2 separate regions of the Homo sapiens genome follow, and region 1 is linked to region 2. The links are chromatin loops, found by intact Hi-C in ENCODE. Cell type or tissue: endothelial cell of umbilical vein. All regions are shown on one strand. Links, peaks and the distances in the headings refer to the core of each region. The heading gives the core; the rest is flanking DNA. Region 1 overlaps ENTHD1 (ENTH domain containing 1). Region 2 overlaps FAM83F (family with sequence similarity 83 member F).

Region 1 (11,013 bases), core at 1,967-9,966, 220 kb after region 2:
TTAAACATTTTGTCATTAAGATAGAGGCTTAATGTGTGTTTTTGCAGCTCTCCGTTCCTTAACAGTTTTATCTTGACTATATGTTGAGTTTCTCCATTTTTAGCATTTATATGGATAGTTACAGGTTTTTCTCCTTTAGGCTGTTAATTTCATAAATTAGTTGATTTCCAGATATTAAAATAACCTTGAATTCCTGGAATAAGCTGAATTTGGCTGTGATATATTATCTTTGATATGTATTACTGGATTTGATTTGCTAATATTTTGTTTAGGAGTTTTGCATCTATGTCTATGAGTAAATTAGCTAGGGCTGTTTTTTCTAAAATTCTCTTTGTCATATTCTGATTCTGAGGTCATGCTACACTCACAAAAGAGTTGGAATATATTTGCTCTTTTTTATACTCTGGACTAGTTTGCATAGGGTTGTTTGTAAGGTGCTGTGAAAATAAATAAGGTGTTCTCTAAGTGTACAAACGGTGGTGCTGGCAGAGGGCTGCAGGAAGGGAAGGCGAAGCTGCACCCACAATGTGTCTCTCCCTGTGAAGACAAAGCACTGGGCCGGGCACAGTGTCTCACACCTATAATCCCAGCACTTTGGGAGGCTGAGGTTGGCGGCTCACTTGAGGTCAGGAGTTCAAGACCAGCCTGGCCAACACGGTGAAACCCCACCTTTACTAAAAATACAAAAATTAGCCAGGCATAGTGGTGCACACCTGTAATCCCAGGTACTCGGGAGACTGAGGTGGGAGGATTGCTTGAGCCTGGGAGGCAGAGGTTGCAGTGAGCCGAGATTGTGCCACTGCACTGCAGCCTGGGCGACAGAGCAAGACTCCCATCTCAAACAAAACAAAAAAAAAGACAAAGGGATCCAATGTAATCAACCTGCCACCTGGTAACTGGCTGTTTTCCCTGCTAGTGATGTAGCATTAGCTACCACTCCGGGCATTCTGGATGCTCCGCATCTGTGGCAGCCAGGTCACCTTGGTGAGGAGCAGTCATGTTGTTGAGCCCCTGCCTGTTGAGGTCATCCTTGCTACATGGCCCACTGAAGAACCACTGGAATGACTAGGAAAGAAGATTATTGACAGCCACTAAGTCGAGCATTTTTCCCACCTGATTTTTGAGACCTCTTCCACAGTGAACGTCCCCTAGCAAGCATTTATAGTGAAATAAATATCTTCACATTGTGTGCACATCCTGAAAAGTCCATCCACATGCCTCCTTGTTACTCTTTCTAAGTCCCCGGCCAATACCCATTAGGTATCTTGTCTTCCAGGATGTCCTGTGTGAAGATATACTGTTTCCAATGCTGTCAACTAGGAGGATTCTCCTGCGGTCTTTCAGGAGCACTTCTGAGTGGGCTGTAGTGTTGCAGTTACCCACTTCTGGGTAGCGCTGGCATACTTGACGTATTAGCAATCCTGGCTAATTTCATGTTTAAACCAATCCTATACATACTCCTTTTGATTGACAATAGAGAATTATCCATGAAGCTCTAGCTCTAGGTGTAGGTTGAGGAAGAGGCAGTGAAAGAGTGGGATCATGCTCCATGGAGTATGAGCCACCTGCTTGCATTGTTTACATGGGCTTCAGGACTGGTTTCATCTATGTCGTTTTTTTTTTGTTTGTTTGTTTGTTTGTTTTTGTTTTTGTTTTTTATGAGATGGGGTCTCACTGTGTCGCCCAGGCTGGAGTGCAGTGACTTGATCTCGGCTCACTGCAAGCTGCGCCTCCCGGGTTCACAGCATCCTCCTGCCTCAGCCTCCCGAGTAGCTGGGACTACAGGCGCCCACCACCACACCCGGCTAATTTTTTGTATTTTTAGTAGAGACGGGGTTGCACTGTGTTAGCCAGGATGGTCTGGATCTCCTGACCTTGTGATCTACCTGCCTCAGCCTCCCAAAGTGCTGGGATTACAGGCGTGAGCCATCACACCCAGCCCTCATCTATGTCATTTTGATTTGACAGTGGAATGCTACTGCGTACATCCAGTTTCATCTCTATGGATCAGGTAACACCCATAATGTGAGCTGACAGAGTCACTTGGTGTCCTGTGGTCAAGCATTCAGTCTTTATCAGGGTGTAGTAGCAAGCCAAGTGTTGTTTTTTAGGTGGCTAATAGTTGTAGGCAGAAGAACGCATGACCTTACTCCAAAGCCCTAGTGGTCCACTCCCAGGGGTCTGCTCTGTGATTTTCCTACTGCTGCCTGTCAGAGGCTCCATTGATCACCTGTCTGCCTCAGGCACTTCCCTTACCCTTGGTTCTGCTAAGTTATATGATCCAGGTGTCGGGGCAGCTTATCCAGTGGCCTGGACCTGCTGCAGGGCCTTTTGTTTGCTTTGGTCCTCACTCAAAACTGGCAGTAAATAGAGACAGCAGCATACCCATGGCCTCCAAAGTTTAGAGAGGCCCATGATTATCATGTTTCTTTCCTTATGTTGGGCATTTCAAGATGCAATAACATGTCTCTGACTTTAGAGGGGATATCCTGACATGCTCCAGACCAGTGGATACTCTAAAAACGTCACAGATGTGGCATTCCCTTGAACTTTCCCAGGACTTATTGGCCACCTTCTACATACATGTAGCATCAAGAGTGCTTGCCACTTCTTGCATAAGTCCACTTAGCACTGTATCATCAATGTGATAGCCAGTGTGTTGCTCTGTGGGACAGACATCAAGAGATTTAAGGTCCCTCTTGCCTCTATTGAAGGACATAGCAGAGTTGACACAGCCATAAGGCAAGACAGTAAAGACAGTATACTGTTGTCCCTGTCACATGAAAGTTAACTGATTCTCATTATCTTTATTAATAGGGATTTTAGGAAAGTGTCTAGGTTGACACCTATATACTATAGATGTCTGGGGCTGTGTTGATTTGCCCTAGTAAAGAGCCCACAACTGGAACTATAGCTATGCATGGTACCATCACCTGATTATATTTGCAATAATCTACCGTCATCCTTGACAGTCCACATGGCTTTTCAGAAAAACAGGCAAGTTATACTGGAATGTGGTAAGAATCACTACCCCTACAACTTTGAAATCTTTGATGGTGGCATTAATTTCTGTAATTTCCCCAGAAAGATTTTTAGAGGGGAAGTGGTATAATTATAGCGGTTCTGCCTGATCTCTCTAATACCCTAATAACCTGAACTCCATGGGTGGTGGAAGCAGAGGGGAGAATTTTGCAGGTTACTAAGCAGGTCTGTTCTCACCATACATTCTGAGACCATGGAAATAACTAGAGGTAGGTCTGTGGTTTAGCTGGATTCGGTGTGAGGTAGCTCCTAGGCCAAGACTTCATGTGTCACCTGGTTTCTTAAGTCCCTCCTCTGGCCAGTAGACTATGGTGGCATTGTTAGATCTCCAGAAATTAGTGTCAGTTCAGAGCCAATATCGGATAAGTACTTATCTAAGTACAGTCATTGTTGTGAATAGCTTCAGGTACCTCTAGGGGAGGCTTAGGGGAAGATTTACTGTACACACCTGTGGCTACATTGCAGGATTCATTCTCAAAGGGCTCAGACCTTCCCCTCAAGAAGTTCTTGCTCTGTGAACTGGCCTAGGCTTAGGAGCTGGATAAGAGGCCATGAATCCCCTATAATGACAGTAGTTAGGTTTTCTGTCTATTTATATTAAGCTCACTTAGTAGGCTGCCTATGTATTTTCCACAGGTCCTGTGATTCATTAACCACCACCACACATCCTGAAAGTAAGAAAACAAAAAACAAAAAACAGAAAATGGATACCACGGCATCCCTGTGGCTTACTATGATTATCATGCCTAGCTTGTCTCCAAGAGTTAAGCACTGCTATTTGCTTTTACTGCTCCAGGACCCCAGTATTCCCAGTGAGATCAGGAAACCCAATTCCATTGCACCATCCCTGTTATCCCTGGTCATCTCAGCCTACAGATGACAACCACTACAGAGCTCTTCAGAGATGCTGGTGCCCCATCAAAGTATGCTTTTTAAATGCCTTAGTGAACAGAGTGTCCTCCAAGGCAATTAAAAGGTGGCTGAGCAAATTGTATGTAATAGATCCATCCCGACAGTCCCATCTCATGGAGCTTTTAAGCTCCCTCTCCAGTGTGCCAGAGAAGTGCCCTTTTTCTGAGTCCTACACACATGGCACATTCTCACGCTCTCATTCTTTTCACATCCTGTTGAGATGTTACAGTCTCAGGGAGGCTTTCCTGGACATTTTATTCAAAATCAACACCTTCCCACTGCCAGTGGTGCTCCTCCCTCTTCTCTGCTCATTCACTCTATAGCACTTATCAGCATCTGACTTACTGTGTAACTATGTGTTTGTCTGATTTAGGAAGGAGTAGTGTGACCCAGGAGTCCCCAGACCACTCTCTGATATCCTAGTGAATCTGCCACTAGCACAGCACTGACTTTGGCCTGTGTTCTTTGGCTGCTTCTAGGTATATAGGCTGCTTTTCAAGCCATTGCATACAGTTTTTGTGTGTTGTTCATAAATTGGATGCATTTACAATGTCCTCCATTTTGGGGAAAGTTGCTGCCTGCCTTCACATTTCCTTAAAAGTGTCTTTATATCAATCATCAGAGCATTGCAAAGTGTGCCTCAAATTATAGAACTGACTGTAGAAATTCGAGAGGGTATCAACATAGTAACTGTGTATTATGTGGTTGACATTAAGACATCCAATTAAAACCTTTTTAAACTTAATTCCCCCCTCTTTTTTACTTTAAAAATATGGGAAAGCATGATTCATGCATGAAAAACAGATAAATGAGACTACTAAAGGCTTTCATTGATAAGAATGAATAAATAAAACAAAGCCACACTTGCAGTAGAAGTCAATTAAAAGACCAGAAGGGTGGTAAGTACATTTAAACATGCCATTCTTTATCTGCAGTGGCCAACTTTTTTCATTATTGTGATAATTAAAAGAATATTAAGAGACACTGACTTTTGAACTATTTATGAATTTTAGGTCAAGAAGCCATCCAACCTAAACTTTTTCCCATTACTAATGAGTGTATGTATTATAACAATGTCATACAACCCCTTTGACAGTTCAAATTAGGAGAACGAAGACTAATCTAAACTGAGAGATTCTTGATTAAAATGACCATGACCTCTCAAGTGTGGAAGTTCCAAGTTGACTTTTTATTAGAATGAAACAGCTGTATGTTTCTTTCAAAGGGTAAGTTATTCATCCCACAGAAATTTACTAAATGCCTACTGTGTACTAAGCACTGTGCTAACTGCTAGGTAGTCAATGGTGAACAAGTTCCTGCCTTTATGCAGCTTCCAGTCTAGTGGCTTAACAGACCTAATCAAACAAATGAGGTATCAGGATAGGGAGAGGACACGAACATGTACAGGAGGGCACCTAACCCTGCCTTAGGACAGCAGGGGGCGCTTTCTGGAGAAAGTGATGTCCAAGCTGGAATGAGAGGGATGGGTGATGATAGTAGCAGTAGCCAACACTCATGTTGTGTGTGCTGGGTGTACTTTTAAATGGTCGAGCTCATTTAATCTTCATAACAATCTTATGAGACAGATGAAGAAAGTCCACAAAGAGATTTTTAAAAATTTGCCCTCAGTCACAGAACTAGGAAGTGGCAAAGTCAGCATTTAGACCAAGCTGCTGGTGTAACCCCAGAGCCTACGCTGATGTGTTTCAAACCTTTTGACTGTGACCCACAGTCAGAAATGCCTTTTATGTCATGACCCAGTATATATATACACACACACACACACACACACACACGTACGTATATATATATACACACACACACCCCTAAAACAAGAGTTTCACAGTTTCACAAAACAATGTTTATTGACAGTGTACTCTGATCTATCTTAGTCATTTTACTTTTTAAAAAAATTTAGATGTGACCCACAAAATTTATTTCACTACCCACTAATTGGTCACAACCCACATTTTGAAAAACAGTTCACTGCACTATTTTGCCTACTACGCAGAATGAGCCAAACCAAGTGAGGAGAGAAGAGAATCTCAGGCAGCATGAACAATGTGAGAGGCTGGGGTGGGAGGAACAGGAGGAGTGGGCAAGAGAGACTTGGCCAGTTGGGAGAATGGAAGGAAGTTTAGCAGAGCCTCAGGATGAGGTGGATGGCAGGAGAGGCCTTGAAGAGGTGAGCAAGGTCTTATATGTAAAGGTGACCATATTGCTTCCCGGCCTTTGGGCTAAGATCAGGTGTAGAAGAGGTGGCCATATGTTTATTGTTCAGTCAGGCCACTTTAGAGAGTGAAAGTGAAAAATTATGCCAGGGTAACAGATGTAAACCTGGAGCTTCCCTGGCAAAGTGGCACGTAGGATAAGCCATGTTGAGGAGTTTTTATTGCGTCTGAAAAACAATGGGGAGCCTTTGATGTGTTTTAAGCAAGGACATGATACAGCCAGATCCTTGCTGTAGGAAGATGACTGTGAATGCATTGTAAAGAAAGGACTGGAGGTGAGCAAGTTAGGGAAGCAATCAGGGGTCAAAACAGAATTAGAGACTTAGGACATTCCTAAAATGAAGCTCTGATCAGTCACAATTCTGAGAAGCTCCCTTAGGATAAAGTTCTAACAACTTAGTGTGGCAGGTAAGCTCCTTCCCACATTGGCCTGTGCTCACCCCTGCAGCCTCACCTTTAACCTCCTTTCTTCCCCCAGCCTCTGATGTTCCAGCTTGGTACACTGAACTGCTTCCCCCAAACACCATATTCTCTCATGCTTTGCATACTTCTCAGCAGGGAAAACCCTCCCCTTGCCTCCGTCCTCCATTCCTATTCATTTGTCTGAATCTTGCTCATTCTTGGGATTTAGCTAAGATGTCACTTTTCCCAGAAAGCCTTCACTGGCATTTGGAAGGCAGGGGCTATTGTTCTCCTCCTCTGGGCTCTGAAGACACCCTGTGCCTGCCTCAGATCTGGTGCCGATTCTGCTGGGTTGTCCTTGCCTGTTATTTCCCTCACCATCAAACCAAAGCCACTGTAGTTTTTTGAGAGCAAGGGCTGTGTCTTGTTCATCATTCTAGTTTCTGCCTCTAATCCAGAGCTTAGTACATAGTAAATGCCCCAGTAAATGTCTGTTAGCTGAATAAGTATCATTGGAAATGCCCCTCAATTGAATACAGCCATCCTCTCAGTGCTTTTTGTATTTTTTGCATATACTTTAGAAGTGTCTTCAAAGAAGATTCATCATGGCTTTTTAAAAGAAGAGCAGCATGGCCAGCACACTGGGAGTCCTCTAAGCTCACCAGCGAGGTTCCCCACCAGCAGGGCTGTCTTTTGAAATTTTGTAGAACTTTCCTCATCCCTAGTTGACACTTGATTGTTAACATTAGCTAAAGAGAGTCTATTGAAAAGGAGGAAGTGCTCAAAACACATAGAATTTTAAATAATGTTTAAGGAAATAGTGAGGGAATGCATGTGGGCATTGGCACTGGCCCCGATATTATTTATTTAGGTTTTCCTTTCATACCACTTCAAGTCTGATCTGAAGCCAGGATCTGTCTGTAGTGTGGCAGGAACCCAGAGATGTAGCATTGATTTCCCCCGAGTTTCTAGATGTTGGGGTATTCACTGAAATTAGTAGGTTGTAGAGGGCTACAAGTGAATGAGGAAAGGCTAGAGGGCAGAGAGCAGACTGAGGAGCTGTCTTAGTAGTAACTTAGAAGAGGTGGTTGGAGAAAGGACAGAGGGCCGTCTGGCAGCTGGAAGAGCCCCCCAAAGGCAAGATGGCATCTTATTCATGCTTAGTTGTGGACACAATATTTTCAAGCCATGACCTCAAGTGTGCCCAAAGGAGTAGCTATATGTCTGTAATTCAAAAAAAAACAAACAAACCAAAATCTTAAATTTCCTGTGGCAGAAAATACAACCTTGGTTATTCTGTTTTCTTAGTTACTTCCATCTTAAACTCAGTCAATTCAGGATTTCCTGTTTTCTCCCTCTTGCTCTTGAGAACGACCTCAAAGTTCTGGGGACCTGCTTGGCATCATAACTTTGGGGATGGGGGAAATATCTGGTCCGTGGGTTGTTGGGCATCTCTTCACACTGACTTCTGCTAAGGGGAAACTGATCCCATTGTTTTTAATTGTGCAGCTGTGTTTCTGCCCACATTAATTGATACGTTAGCAGCACTGCCCTGCTTAGCACAGTTAAGCCATGCACTCTGCATCTTCCATGTCCCCAACCTGAGGCCCTTTCACTTCTGCCACCCTCGCTCAGCTAATTCTCTAATGCGCAAAAACTGCTAGTCTCTCACACATCTCACATAGTAAGGGACTTTGAGTGACTGATGCAGATATTCCCTTCCCACACCCTCCCAACTCCTACTTCCGTTCTATTTCTTCCATCCTTCAGCTGTGAGGTGAAGAGGGTTGAGGGAATTCTGCAGTGTTGCTCACTTTTTCAGGCTCCACCTGGGAAACAAATAGAAATCTTCTTCGCCCTCAGAATGAAAGAAGAATGAGGGGGAATTTTTCTCTATTTCATTCACAGAACACTCAGTACCTAGAACAGTGGCTAGCTAATAGTAGGTGCTCAAGAAATACTTGTTGGATAGATGGATGACCAGCCCCTCCCTGGTCTCCCCAGCTCCCAAGACTTAGCCCTTGACAGACTCGAGATGCAAGGCCTCCCTCGCCAGGGACATCCTTGGTGCCCTTGCCAGGATCTGACTCTTGCTGCAGATCTCTATCCTCAGGATTCTCAGTCTGGGCTAGAAGCTTATATGGAGGGGTGGGCATGAGGGGAGGGGGAAGCTCAGCCAGTATACTTCCCAAATCTTTATCTGTTACATACGAGTCTAGTTTTTGTTTGTTTAAGTCTTTCATCTCCTAGACACATCATGTGCCTTCCCCTTGGGCAATAGTGGCTTCATCTTTAGGAGCCTGTGCTTGGGGAAGGGCCTTGGGGATTCAGTGACATGTGGAGTTGTGGGGAGGGAGACCATGTCTGTTAATCCTCCACTTGTTATCCTTTCACCTTTGTACACCCAGTTCCTAACACGGTACCCAGCACATAGTAGACTTTGAATTAATTTTTGTTGAACTGAATATTGGATGAATCAGAAATTGGTAATGTATTGAAGAGAAAAGAGCAAAAGGTTGGGGATGTCCTGAGGTTAAAGAGGGAAATGGGATATTGAGAAGTGCTCAGGATTATCAATTTTTTTTTTTTTTTTTTTTTTGAGACAGAGTCTTTGTCACCCAGGCTGAGTGCAGTAACTCCTAGGGTCAAGTGATCCTCCCACCTTAGCCTCTCAAGTAACTGGGACTAGAGGCATGTGCCACCTCGCCTAGCTAATTTTTTACTTTTTTGTAGAGACAGGGTCTCGCTATGTTGCCCAGGCTGGTCTTGAACTCCTGGACTCAGACAGTCCTCCCACTTCAACCTCCCAAAGTGCTGGGATGACAGGCATGAGCCACTGCACTCAGCCTTTTCTTTTGTTTTGTTTTTCTTTTTCTTTTCTTTTTTTTGAGACAGAGTTTTGCTTTGTCACTCAGGCTAGAGTGCAGTGGTGTGATCATGGGTCACTGCTGCCTCAACCTCTCAGGCTCAAGGGATCTTCTTGCCTCCATCTTCTGAGTAGCTGGGACAACAGATACATCCTACTATGCCCAGCTGATTTTTTTCTATTTTTTATAGAGACAGGGTCTCACTATGTTGTTTACACTGGTCTCATACTCTTGGGCTCAAGTGACCCTCCTGCTTCAGCCTCCCAAAGTGCTAGGATTACAAGCATGAGCCACCGCACCTGACCAGATCATTGATTCTTTGTTGAAACACTTCCATTCAATAAAGCCATATAATTTGTTAATAAAGCCTTCTGTTAATTTTGATACTGATGAGAAGTATTGCTATTATATTTATTGATTGGCAATATAGTAGGTGATCTCTAGACCCCAACTTAGTAAATTAACACCCTAAATTAGAGTCAAAACCCAGACATTGTTCAACTTGCTATAAGCATCAAGTGAAGCATGGTTATCAGCATCTAGGTGTTAATTGTAAAATAGTAAAATTCTGGAAGGAAAGATTGAGAAATTAGATTTTAATTCAGTAGATACTTAATGAGTTTCTCTCAGGCACTGTAATCAGCATGGATTTATGGCAGTAAACATGGCAGACTCTGCCTTCAAGGAGCTTCTGTTCTGGTGAAGATAGATAATAAACAAAACAATTATAGATTGTAACATGTGCTATGAAGGAAATAAACAAGGAGCTTCATGAAGCAATGATGGGAGCAACAACTTTAGTTAGGGTAGTCAGAGAAAGCCTTTATGCAGAGATGTTATGAGGTGAGACGAGAAGGATGAAGAAACCTGGAAAGGAACATTCCAAGCAGAGGGAAGCGCAAATCGAGAGATTCAGTTATGGAGAAAAGGTTAGTTTGCTTCTAGAATTGCAAGGAGGCCGTTGTGGCTAGAACGTAGCAAACGAGGGGATGGTGGTGTGAGAGATCAGAGAAAGACAGGCAGGGGCAATGGCATGTGGGCAGCGGAAGTCTTGTGGGGAGATTTAGACTGAGTTCCGAAGACAGCAGGAACATAAGAAGCAGAGGAGGGATAGAATCTGATTTGTATTTATTTAAACACAAATTGGGGAGGATAAATTGGAGATAGGGGAGGAAGTGCGAGCAGAAGCAGAAAGATAAGGAAGAAGCTATATTGACTATCCAAGTGACCGTGACCGAGGACAAAGGCACTGGCAATGGAAGAAAGTGGGCAGATTTGAGATAGACTTTGGAGTTTGGCCCTGAGGATTTCCTCATGACTGATTGTCAGAGTGATGGAAAGAAAGATGGCTCTTAGTGTTCTGCCTCTGAGAAGTGAGTGTGTGATGGCACTCTGTTGGGGATCAGAGAACAATACCCCAAAGCATGGCACTTGGGTGTGCCAAGTACTTTGAACTGAGGGACATCGGAAGAGCTTCAGAAGCAAAGGCTCTCCTTGCTCTTCTCTTGCCCTTCTTTCTCCTGTTTCCCTTTCTCTCTCAAGGCAGGCCATAGCAACTA
Region 2 (11,013 bases), core at 931-8,930:
TTGGCAGAACTGGGACTTGTTTTACCTGCAGAGGCAAGGGACAGAGGCGGGGAAGGATGTAAGTGAAACGCTTGGTGGATTCAGCTTCAGTTCCTACCCTGTGTGCTGTCCACATCTCCAGTTGAGGGGCTGGGGTCACTGTCTCCCTCCCAAGCTGCTGATCTGGAAACCAAGTCAATAGGGCACCCGGGAAAGTAGAAGGGAAGATTCTGCCTGTCTCAGCAGCCTCGGCAGGAGCCCCACTGGGTGGGACATCAAGGTGACAGCCATCTCCTGACCAAAGAGGGGTCGGGGAAGGATCCAGGCTGCAGAATCAATGACAACAACCATCAAGTCCAAAGTCTTGGCTGCTCTGTCTACAGACTAGCCATTCTTTTGTTTCTTTACTTTTCTAATAAACTTGCTTTCACACACACACACACACACACACACACACACACACACACACACACACACACACGTCTAGCCAAGAGGCCGCTCACTACCAGCTAGTACATGCAGCTCCACCGCCTGCAAAGTAAGACTGCGGTCCTTCTCTCTGGTTCCCCTCCCGGGCTGCCGCATTCTACCGCTGAGGTGCCCACAGCTCCCAGAGCCAGCCAGCGACAGTGCCAGAACCTGGCCTTCCCGGTCCAGTTCCAGCTCCTTCCGCCACAGGCCGCCTAGGCTGGAAGAAGGAAAGCTGGCGCCTCAGGAAAGGCTGGCGCTGGCCAAGAGCTGCCACCGTGGGGTGGATCACACTGCTTAGGACGCGCCTTTGAAGGGAGGACAGAGAGGAACGCGCTGCCTGTAGGGAGGGAAGGGGGAGAGAAAGCTGTCCCCCGCCCCCGGCCAGAGAAGCTGATTTCTCTTCTTCCCCAGGCCTCTACCATTCCTTCCCACTCTCTTTACAGTCCTGAGATGAGGCCTGCGGTTCCTTTGGCTGGATTCCTGCTCTCGGACCTCCGGAGGGAGTGCAGGGGAGTAGCGAGGCAGGCCTGACACCTGCAGGCCTGCGAGGTGTCAGGCGCTGGAGCGGGGAGCCCATGTCCTCGGAGCGCTGGCTGCCTTTCCCCAGGTGGAAGGCGCTCGTGTTATTTCCTGCCAGTTCCCCTCCACACAGCAAGGGCTGCCTCTCTGGTGCTCACACAACCTTCCAGTATCACTTCAGCTGTGAATTTAATTAAGGCCATGTCTGCCTCCTCTCCTGGGCCATGAGCAGGACCCACTGAACAGAGCCCAACTTGGAGCCCTGCCCTGCCACACAGGCTGCTGCTCCTGCCCACTGCACTGTGACCCACGGCCTCGGGCCTCATCCATCCAGGCAGACTGAACGAGCTCTTCAGGACTGACCACAAATCCAGCTGCACCCTCATTAAGGGTGTTCCCCCACCTTTGGGCAGGAGGCTGCGCCCCAAGGGCTCCATGGCCAAGGCGCTGGGGGTCACTTTCCGCAGTGGTGCCGAGCACGTCTGGGGCGGCTCTGCTAGTGGGATGAAATGCGGCCATCTTAGAGTCACTCACTGCTGCAATGGACACATTCGTCCCCATTTCCCCCCATCAGCTGGTTTGATTTGCGTGGCCCACTAAGCAGATGTCAGTTCCTCCCCAGAGGCAGCAGCATTTTGGAGGCAGGTAAGCAAATCAACCTCCAGATCGTTAAACAGGGGAGGCGGTGTAGCTGGGGGTGGGATGGTGGTGGGTGGTGGTGGGGGTAGCTGCTTCCCAAGCCTGCACACCACCCGGCTGGCTGCCTCCGGGAGAAGCCTGGCAAGGCAGGGGCAGGGCCCATCTTCACCAGCACCATGCTCCCCACTTTTTTGTAAGGCAGGGTGAAAGCCTGGAGACAGCACCTAGACTCAGAATTCATTTCCTAGCCCCGGACAGGACAGAGAAACTGGCTTGGCTTGAGGACAAACTCTGTGTCCCTTGTCATTCCCTGAGTGCTCACATATTGGGAGCTGACCACGTGTGGGGAGTCAGCCCTGCTCAGGTGAACAGGGAAGGTGTATAAATGACCAGAATAGTCTTTTTTACAAAGTATGCGTGGCCTGGGAGCTTCAGAGGTGACGCCAAGGTGGAGCTGAAAACGGGTGCAGGGTGGGAGGAGGGGCCGCTCAGCGGAGCGGAGCCATGTGACATAAGCATGGGGTGAGGGTGGCAGCCTGGGGCACTCGGGACCTGCAGTCAGTCTGGTTTGCTGGCAGGTGAGGTGGTGCGGGAGAGAGGGAGGCAGAGGTCACCCACATGGAAGCCATGACAAGGACAATGATGTGCAAACCGCATGCACAGGCTCCAGGGCTTCGCATTCCCTGTATCTGGAAGAATCTTCCCTCAGATGTCCACAGGGCCCTCTCCTTCCATTGAAGTCTTGCTCCGAGGCTCCTTGGTTAGAGAGGCCTTCCCTGGCACCCTTTATAGAAGGGTCATCCTCCCCTAATCCTCGTCTCTCCCCAGGGTAACATGCTCCATAAAAGCAAGGACCATGTTCATTCTGTTCACAGCTGTGCCAGGAACTTAGAGCAGGGCCTGGCACAGAGCAGACACTTCGTAGACACATATTTATTGAATAAAATGCATGAGACAGCAACGGCGAGCTACTTAGGGGTTTAGCACAATCCTAGTAACAACAGTAATAACAGCAGCAGATGCCCCAGACGCAGCAAGAGCAAGAGAGAGATCTGAGACCTGCGGCCCCAAGGGATGACACAGGAGAACAAGTCCCCCAATCCAGCGGCCCAGCAGCCACAGCTCTACAGAGCCAGACCACACTGCCAGCCAGGGGGCCAACCACACATAAATCCAGGGACCCCAGGAGAGTTCTGGAAAGGGACTGTCACTGCAGGTCACCTCAGAGAAACTGGGAAGCAAAGCACAGGCCCAGGGACTCTGGGGCAGGAAAGGACCCCGAGGCACTCTGGGAAGCAAGTTGCTGCTGTCATCTTCCTCTCGGCCCCCACAACACCGTGGGAAAGGGCTGGTCCTCTATTTGGGGCTCTGGTTCTTCCGAACAGTTTTTTGTTTTGTTTTGTTTTGTTTTTTGAGACAGATTCCTACTGTGTCACCCAGGCTGGAGTGCAGTGGTGTGATCTCCACTCACTGCAACCTCCACCTCCCGGGTTCAAGAGATTCTCCTGTTTCAGCCTCCCGAGTAGCTGGGACTACAGGCAAGTGCCACCATGCCTGGCTAATTTTTTGTATTTTTAGTAGAGACAGGATTTCACCGTGTTAGCCAGGATGATCTCGATCTCCTGACCTCATGATCTGCCCACCTAGGCCTCCAAAAGTGCTGGGATTACAGGCATGAGCCACCACGCCGGGCCCAAACAGTCTTTAAAGGTGCAGGGAAACGGTGCCGATCCTAGCCTTCTGGAGATGGCCATGATATCTGCAGAAGGCTGGGGAGGCAGGAGATCACACTGCCCTTTCTCCCTGGGCAGCCACGGACACAGGGCCTGGCCTCTCTGAACCTTGGGGGTCTCATTGTGAGATGCTGTCATCAGGCAGGATGGCAGCGAGGAGGACGCCAGTTCCATGTGATGGAGTATGGCACCATGTCTCTCGCCACTTCAAAAGTGTTGGCCATTTCCCAGTCATCTCCCTGGGGGAACTGGGTGGGGTCTCAGGCACAGCACAGGGATCTCCTCCCCTAGGCTGGCAGCACTCAAAGGGCAGGGCCTCATCTGTGTTTCCTCAGTCGCCACGGAGTCGGCTGGTCTGAGGACCCTCTGCACTGGGGAGCTACACTGGAAAATGAGGGCCCTAATTTAAAATGCAGATTCCTAAGCCCTGCCCAGTGGTACAGACTCTATTTGTTGGATTTTATTTTTATCTTTAAAAATTCTATTATTATTATTTTGAGATGGAGTCTCGCTCTGTCACCCAGGCTGGTGTGATCTCAGCTCACTGCAGCCTCTGCCTCCTGGGTTCAAGTGATTCTCCTGCTTCAGCCTCCCAAGTAGCTGGGATTATAGGCACCTCCCACCATGCCCAGCTAATTTTTGTATTTTCAGTAGAGACAGGGTTTCACCATGTTGGCCAGGCTGGTCTCGAACTCCTGACCTCAGGTGATCCACCTGCCTCGGCCTCTCCAAGCGTATTTGTTGCATTTTAAAATTTGTATTTACTTTTGCTTTTATTTTTTTGAGACAGGGTCTCTCTGTCGTCCAGACTGGAGTGCAGTGGCACAATCACAGCTGACTGCAGCCTCGACTTCCCAGGCTCAAGTGATCCTCCTGCCTCCACCTCCCAAGTAGCTGGGACTACAGGCACACGGCACTACCCCCAGCTAATTAAATTTTTTTTTAAGAGATGGGGACTTGCTATGTTGCCCAGGCTAGTCTGGAACTCCTGGGCTCAAGGGATCTTCCCAGCTCAGCCTCCCAAAGCACTGGGATTACAGGCATGAGCCACCGCGCCTGGCCTCGTTGCATGTTTACCAAGGCTCTCCACTGAGGCTGCTCTGTGAGTTTGGGGGTCCCTGACCCAGGGAGCCTGTGCGGAGGGCACAGAAGCTCCAGAATAAGGGATGAACACTCCCAGCAGGAGGCGAGGGCGGAGGGAAGACGTAGAAGAGGCGCCTAGCTTCTGCCACTAGAGTGCGCCGTGAGCCTTGAAACCGCTGGGCACCCCTGGCCCCCAGCTGGATCCCCAGCCGGAAAGGAGGAAGCAACTTCCCTAAGGTTCTCCCAAGGGCCACACCTGGGTTTGCAAAAATTTGCATGCTGTTTGACAACTATATACTCCTTATCAAGCAATTTTACAGGCTGTCAGCTCTGAGCTTTTTCTATTTTTTCTCTTATGACAGAAACTGTCATCAACTCAGGTTCTCCCTTGACAAGAGGGCAGCAGAGACAGAAAGAACAGAGGCAGAATCTGAACTCCAGGGGACCTCGGAAACCCTCAATGGTGCACTCCCCCACCTTCTAGATGAGAACACAGCCCCAGGGAGGGGACGGATGTGTCCTGGGTACAGGGAGCAATGTGTCCCGAATTGAGAGCCAGGTGGCAGCTGCTCTGGGAGGTTCTGAACATTTACCAGGGGAAGGGGACACTTTCCCTGCATGGGGGCCCAAAGGCAGGAGCTCAGGTTCTCACTGATTCCCACGGTGGGTGCCCCATGCTGTCAGGGGCCCACCTTCTCACACATGCAGTCCTGGCTGCTTAGCTGCTGCTGCCTGAGGGGAGACACTGAAGCAGCCCCACTTGGCCATGGTGTGGGAAGCTGGAGGCCGTGAAAAAGGGCCTCTTAGGAGAGGAGCTCCTGGCCAGGCGCGGTGGCTTGTGCCTATAATCCCAGCGCTTTGGGAGGCCCAGAGGTAGGAGGATCACTTGAGGCCAGGAGACCAGCCTGGGCAACATGATGAGACCCTGTCTATACAAACAATTTAAAAAATTAGCCAGGCATGGTGGCACACACCTGTGAGCCCAGCTACTCAGGAGGCTGAGGTGGGAGAATCGCTTGAACCGAGGAGGTTGAGGTTGCAATGAGCTGTGGTCGCACCACTGCACTCCAGCGAGACATTGTCTTAAAAACAAACAAAACCAGCAAAAGACAGGAGAGGAGCTGCTGCTTCTCCCTCAGGCCTTGGGAGGGAGAGGAAAGGTGCGTGAATTTCAGGACTGCAGGTACTGGGCGCCCACCCAGGTGGGCAGAAGCCTTACCGGAGGAGGCTGCTCTGTGTTCGTCTAAAGGACGGACAAGGAACGGGATGATGGTTCCGGGCATCCCCGGACCTTCCTGGCTGTCCGTGCCCTCGCCCTCACTATTCCCTCTCTCTCTCTATCCCAGCATCAGGTGCCCTGGAGAGGAGCTTCCCAAGGGTACCGTCTGTGTCTGCAAGGCTGGCTCCTGGGCACCATGTGCAGACACCAGAGAGCGGCAGCAGGGGCAGGGCCGCCGTGACCACCCGAGATGTGGGAGCAGGGACATGGATGTGGAGGGACACGCAGAAGGCAGCGGGAAGGGACAAGACAATGGGCTTTGAGTTTCCATGGAAACTGCATCTCAGGGCGAGGGGCTGAAGGAAGAGAAAGCTTCCACTCCACTTCAGTCAGGACTCGGGAAATAGTCCTTGCTGCTGTCGGCTCGCCCCCTCCTTCCCCTCTTCCACCTCCTTCCCCTCTTCCCCTCGCTCCCTTGCCAGGTGTTCACCATGGCAACCCTTCCTCCAAACCAGAGGTACAGAGCAGGAGCAGCAGCAGCAGCAGCAGCTGGTGTTAGGGGAGCCAGGGAGCCCAGGAGGAATGGGGATGGGGCCAGCCACCCCTCCCCTGACAGAACATGGCTGTGCCCATGCCTGGTCTTGAATCCTGGCCTTACTACCACTTCCTGTGACCTGGGACCACTTCATTCACCTCTCCGAGCCATCTGCCACCTCTGTGCTTGAAGGGTGGTTGTGGGGGCAGAAGGGGAGAGAGAGTGCCTGTGCAGGACCTGGCAAGCCAGCAGCTCAGTCAACGTCTCCAGGCCAAACAGAAGGAACGCCCTGACACTCCCACTGTGCCCACAGCCACAGAGGCGCCCAGGCCTGTTCCAACTCCAAGAAGCAAAGTTAGCCAACATTTCCTGAGCACAGAATGTGTCAGACTCCAAAGCAGTGCTGGGGAATTAGCAGAGGGGATGACACTTGTGCTCCCTGCTCTCACACCATCACAATCCGGTTAAAGCTGGTGTGCAGGAATGCAGGAGTCCTGGAAGCCCTTGGGCCGGGCACACAAGACCTCAGGCCCTGCCATCGCCCACCTGGCCAGCCAGAGCCCAGTTCTCATCACTGGGCTCCACAGCGATGGAGGGAGAAACCCCACCATGGAAAGTCCCCTGACTCAGGGATGCAGAGATGAGAAAGGCACCGCCACCAGCCACCTGAAAGGCCACCCCAGAGACTGCTGCAGAGAGAGACATAAAGTCCAGGGCCTCCTGGGGATCCCAGAGAGATGCCCAGAAAGACGCTGCCATGGAACAATCCCACCCAGGGACAAGCAGCTGGGCAGACAGCACTCAGCAGAGGGACGTGGAGAAACCAAGTCGGACTGCCCGTCACAGAGACAGGAAACTGGGTCAGGGCACCAGTAGGGTACAGGGGAGGGTGGGGTGTGTCTAACCAGGTGAGATCCTGACAATAGGTGATCTGGCAAGGGAAAAGGTTTGCTAGAAAGAGCCCTCAACTCAGAGCCAGGGTCGAGCTGCAGCCATGCACCCCACTGTGCAGAGCCCCCGTTTCTTCACTTACAAAGGAGAAAGTTTCTCAGCTTATTTGATTTGTTGGGTTACCATGAGGGCTGATCTGAATGCCTTCTAGCAGTAGCATTAGAAGCTCTGAGACCCCTCCATGCCAAGCCTGGAATCCTTCTCTTTTTTCAGAGAAGAGGAAAATGAAACTCAGAGCTGCAGGACTTGCCCAAGGCCTCCAGGCAGCTAATGGCCGGGGCCAGAATGGGAACCAAGGACCCCGGAACCCCAGAGCTCCTGCCCTCTCTGTGCCCACAGATGGAATCTACTCCTCTGCAGGTATGAGGCAGTGCTCCTGGATAAGAGCCGATGCGGGGCGAGGGCCAGAGGCCTGGGGAGGCACCAGGCCAGAGGGAAGAGGGCTCACCTGAGATGTCAGCACTGGAATTCTCGTTGGGCCTCTTCCCCGTCAGAAACTCCACTTCAGAGGTCTCGGTGGAGACAGAGCTGGCCATGCCATTGGGCGCCGCAGGCCTCTTGGCTCGGCGACTGAAGAGCCTGCTGCTGAAGCGCCTGGCGGGGGCGGCCTCCCCCCGGGCCGCTTCTCCCATGCCGTTTCGGCTGGGTGCCTCTCGGGATTTGGGCTTCAGGTCTCTGTGCATGTGAGAGACCATCCTGCCATCCTTCTGGCTCAGCTCTCCCAAGGGGATGGGCTCCACGGGGGGCAGCACCTGCTCCACCGTAACCAGGTCTTTCAGGAAGCTCTCCAGGCGCCAGGCCGACTCGCCACCGCTGGCGCCCTCCTCCTGCCCCTCCGGGTTGCCGCCCGCCTCCCGCTGTTGCCGGGCAGCCCAGCGCATCATCTCCCCAGGCGGGTGGCGGCAGCCTGACACCAAGGCGTACTTGGGGTTGATAAGCTTTCGAGCCACAGTGGAGGAGTAATGGAGGCCAACCCTGCCCGCCAGGCTCAGCTGCCGGTACAAGTCCACCTCCTCGGAGATGGCGTACAGCTCCCGGAACTCCGTGTCAAAGGGCTCTACGTTCTGTCCTGTCAGGAGCAGGAGGAGGTTTCTGTCCACATGGGAGGAACTCCAGGTGAACCTGGGAACGTGGGGACAGAAAAGCAAGACACATGTGCCCAGGCCTCTCTCTTGCCCTGCCCCCGCCCCCACCTGCCCCTCCGCTGTGGCCAGACCCTTGCTGCAGGTGTACGGCTCCTTGTGGGCCACACGCTGGACTGATTCCCTCCACCCACCCGTAGCCTCCCTTTCCCCAGAGCTTGGCCTCAAATGAAGCAAGCAGGCAGTGGGTGCAGGGAAAGAGCATGGGAAGTCAGGCCTGCATTTAAACCTGGTTTATATTCTCATGTGCCTTGTAAGCTGGGGCTCCCAGGACATATGTTCACAGGGTTGTTGTGAGGCACAAATGAAGTAACTCATATAAAACATTTAGCTCAGTCCCTGGCACAAACACACATTTAAAAAATAGTAACTGCAGCTGCCACTATTATGAATATTATTCTACTCTGTATTGGTTCTTTTCTGATTTTTTTAAGCACTTAGTGTCTGCAGAAACCCATACTCTGACCATGTGACAGGACTTACCCTGCTATTCACTGTTTCATGTGCTCAGCTCTCTCTTCTCGTCACCTATATTTTAATTTACTTGGAGGGCAGAGATTACACAGATACAGTCTCTCGTGTTCCTGCTAAATTATTTTAAAATCAGAATTCTGAGGCCAGGCTCACACCTGTAATCTCAGCATTTTGGGAGGCTGAGGCGGGCGGATCACTTGAGGTCAAAAGTTCGAGACCAGCCTGGCCAACATGGTGAAACCCCTTCTCTACTAAAAATACAAAAATTAGCTGAGCATGGTGGTAGGCACCTGTAATCCCGGCTACTAGGGAGGCTGAGGCAGGAGAATCGCTTGAATCCGGGAGGCAGAGGTTGCAGTGAGCCGAGATCATGCCACTGCAGTCCAGCCTGGGCAACGGAGCAAGACTCCGTCTCAAAAAAAAAAAAAAAAAAAAAAATTCTGGCGACATTCCCTGCACACCACACCTTCCCGTTTCTTTCCAGATCTGGTGCATCCCACTTCCTGCTTGTCCTACCTAATGACTAGCCTCAAAATGCAACTGGCTGCAAATGGACCATGAAAAACAGACAGTGCGTAATGCCTAGGAAGAGTTGACCCTCTTTTTAGAATAATCCATCAACCAGGAAGTTTGAGGGAAGGGACTGGGCAGAAAGCTGTCCTTTGCTATTGCGTCAGATGATCCCTGTTACACACTCATGATGACGGAGGCTCCGGTCTGGCATCTTCCTGAACACCTACCTGGAATCAAGGCCTCCTGGGCCCTTCTTTGATCCGGCCCAACTCACCTGTAAGATCCAGTGGCCACTTTGTCACCGTCCACCATCAGGAACCTTGATGACAGGGTCCCCTTGATCCTCCCCATGGGCATGTAGAAGCCGACGCCTGTCACAGAGCGGACACGGATGTTCTGTTGGGAAGAGCAGAAGGCCCTGTCACCTGGGTTGGGCCAGCCTCCGTGCCAGGTCCTTGCTTCTGCAGAGGAAGAGCCCCCTTGTGTATGGACCCTGCCTGCAGGCTCCTGTCTTCACTAGACGCTCTGCTTCCTACAGCCTTCCATAGGGAACCCTCTTTGGCGAGCAGGAAGAAGTCCCCAAATCTTGCTTCAGGCATGGACAAGCCCAGGGTGGTTCCTGCCTCTTCTCAAAAGGCCCCAGAAGAGAACAACAGCCCTCACTTTGACATCAGTGATTCTGCAGGCTAAGCACCCCAGGACCAGCCCAGAGCTCCCTCCTTCAGTCTCAGCAGCCTAGGGATAAAATTGAAACTGGGCATATGATTCAGTAGTTAACAGTAAAGCCAAGGTTAAAGGCTTGACTTTCAACAAAAGGAAAGGTGTTGAGATCTTGAAGTTCGCCTGAGCCCCCATTCAGGGAAGAGGCAGGGGGGAGCTGCAGGACGGGGCAGAGGTAGTCTCTGTCTCATCTCCTGTCCACTTTCCACCCCAGTGGTGCAACTTACCCGAATCCGGAAGTCAGTGAGCTGCAGGTCCTGACACATCTCCAGGAAATACTTCACTCCTGCCTCGTCCAGGATGATGTACACTGGGACCCGGCGCTTACAGGCAGCATCCACAATGTCTTGAAAGATATCACCATCAGTGAAGAGGTCCATGACCACAGCAATGACCTGGGTGGGGAAAGGCACTGGTGAGGCACACGGTGTCTACACGCCCACAGAGGCATGCCCTGCTCAGATGGTACCACCTCGCCCTGGGGTCACTGGTGGCCAAGAGTCAAAAACTCCACCTGTACCATTCCTGGAGTTCCACGTCCCCCGATCTTTGAGCATATCTGAGCCCTGGAGATGGGCCTGGGGGTGCAGGCCGTGTGCTTGTACTTCATCCTGGACAAATCCCCACCTCCCCATCCTGGGGGTCTTCCAGCAGCTCTTAAGAAACTGTATCAGGGCCAGGCAAGGTGGCTCACACCTGTAATCCTAGCACTTTGGGAGGCCAAGGCAGGTGGATCACCTGAGGTCAGGAGTTTGAGACCAGCCTGGCCAACATGGTGAAACCCTCTATTAAAAATACAAAAAATGGGCTGGGCATGGTAGCGGGCACCTGTAATCCCAGCTACTTGGGAGGCTGAGGCAGGAGAATTGCCTGAACCTGGAGGCAGAGTTTGCAGTGAGCCAAGATTGCGCCGTTGCACTCCAGCCAGGGCAACAAGAGCGAAAAAAAAAAAAAAAATTAGCCAGGCGTGGTGGCAGGCACCTGTAATGCCAGCTACTGGGGAGGCTGAGGCAGGAGAATTACTTGAACCCAGGA

The links. Hi-C counts contacts between places; a loop is a spot of excess contacts. Peaks named below come from ENCODE experiments on the same cell type or tissue, not always from the same donor. Only the 100,000 strongest peaks of a DNase experiment are listed, where the experiment ranks them.
Region 1: a loop joins it to region 2, with 2.6 times the contacts of the local background. A loop is called at or near these places in 2 of 110 quality-filtered maps.

The regions. Positions count from the first base shown.
Region 1 is chr22:39,802,626-39,813,638 of GRCh38, reverse strand. The region is part of intron 5 of ENTHD1 (ENTH domain containing 1); the gene reads left to right. Among named protein-coding and RNA genes, the nearest start is that of ENTHD1, 86 kb to the left of the region's middle. In endothelial cell of umbilical vein, for the core only: a CTCF peak has its summit at 5,376 (motif pointing right); no DNase peak of the experiment used is centred there; H3K27me3 peaks cover 1,596 bases.
Region 2 is chr22:40,018,528-40,029,540 of GRCh38, reverse strand. FAM83F (family with sequence similarity 83 member F) reads right to left here. Exons shown (of 5, transcript NM_138435.4): 2 at 10,206-10,373; 3 at 9,533-9,654; 4 at 7,578-8,251; 5 at 1-25. Among named protein-coding and RNA genes, the nearest start is that of TNRC6B-DT, 20 kb to the left of the region's middle. RefSeq lists enhancers at 4,372-4,441, 5,860-6,360, 6,361-6,861. In endothelial cell of umbilical vein, for the core only: a CTCF peak has its summit at 4,547 (motif pointing right); no DNase peak of the experiment used is centred there.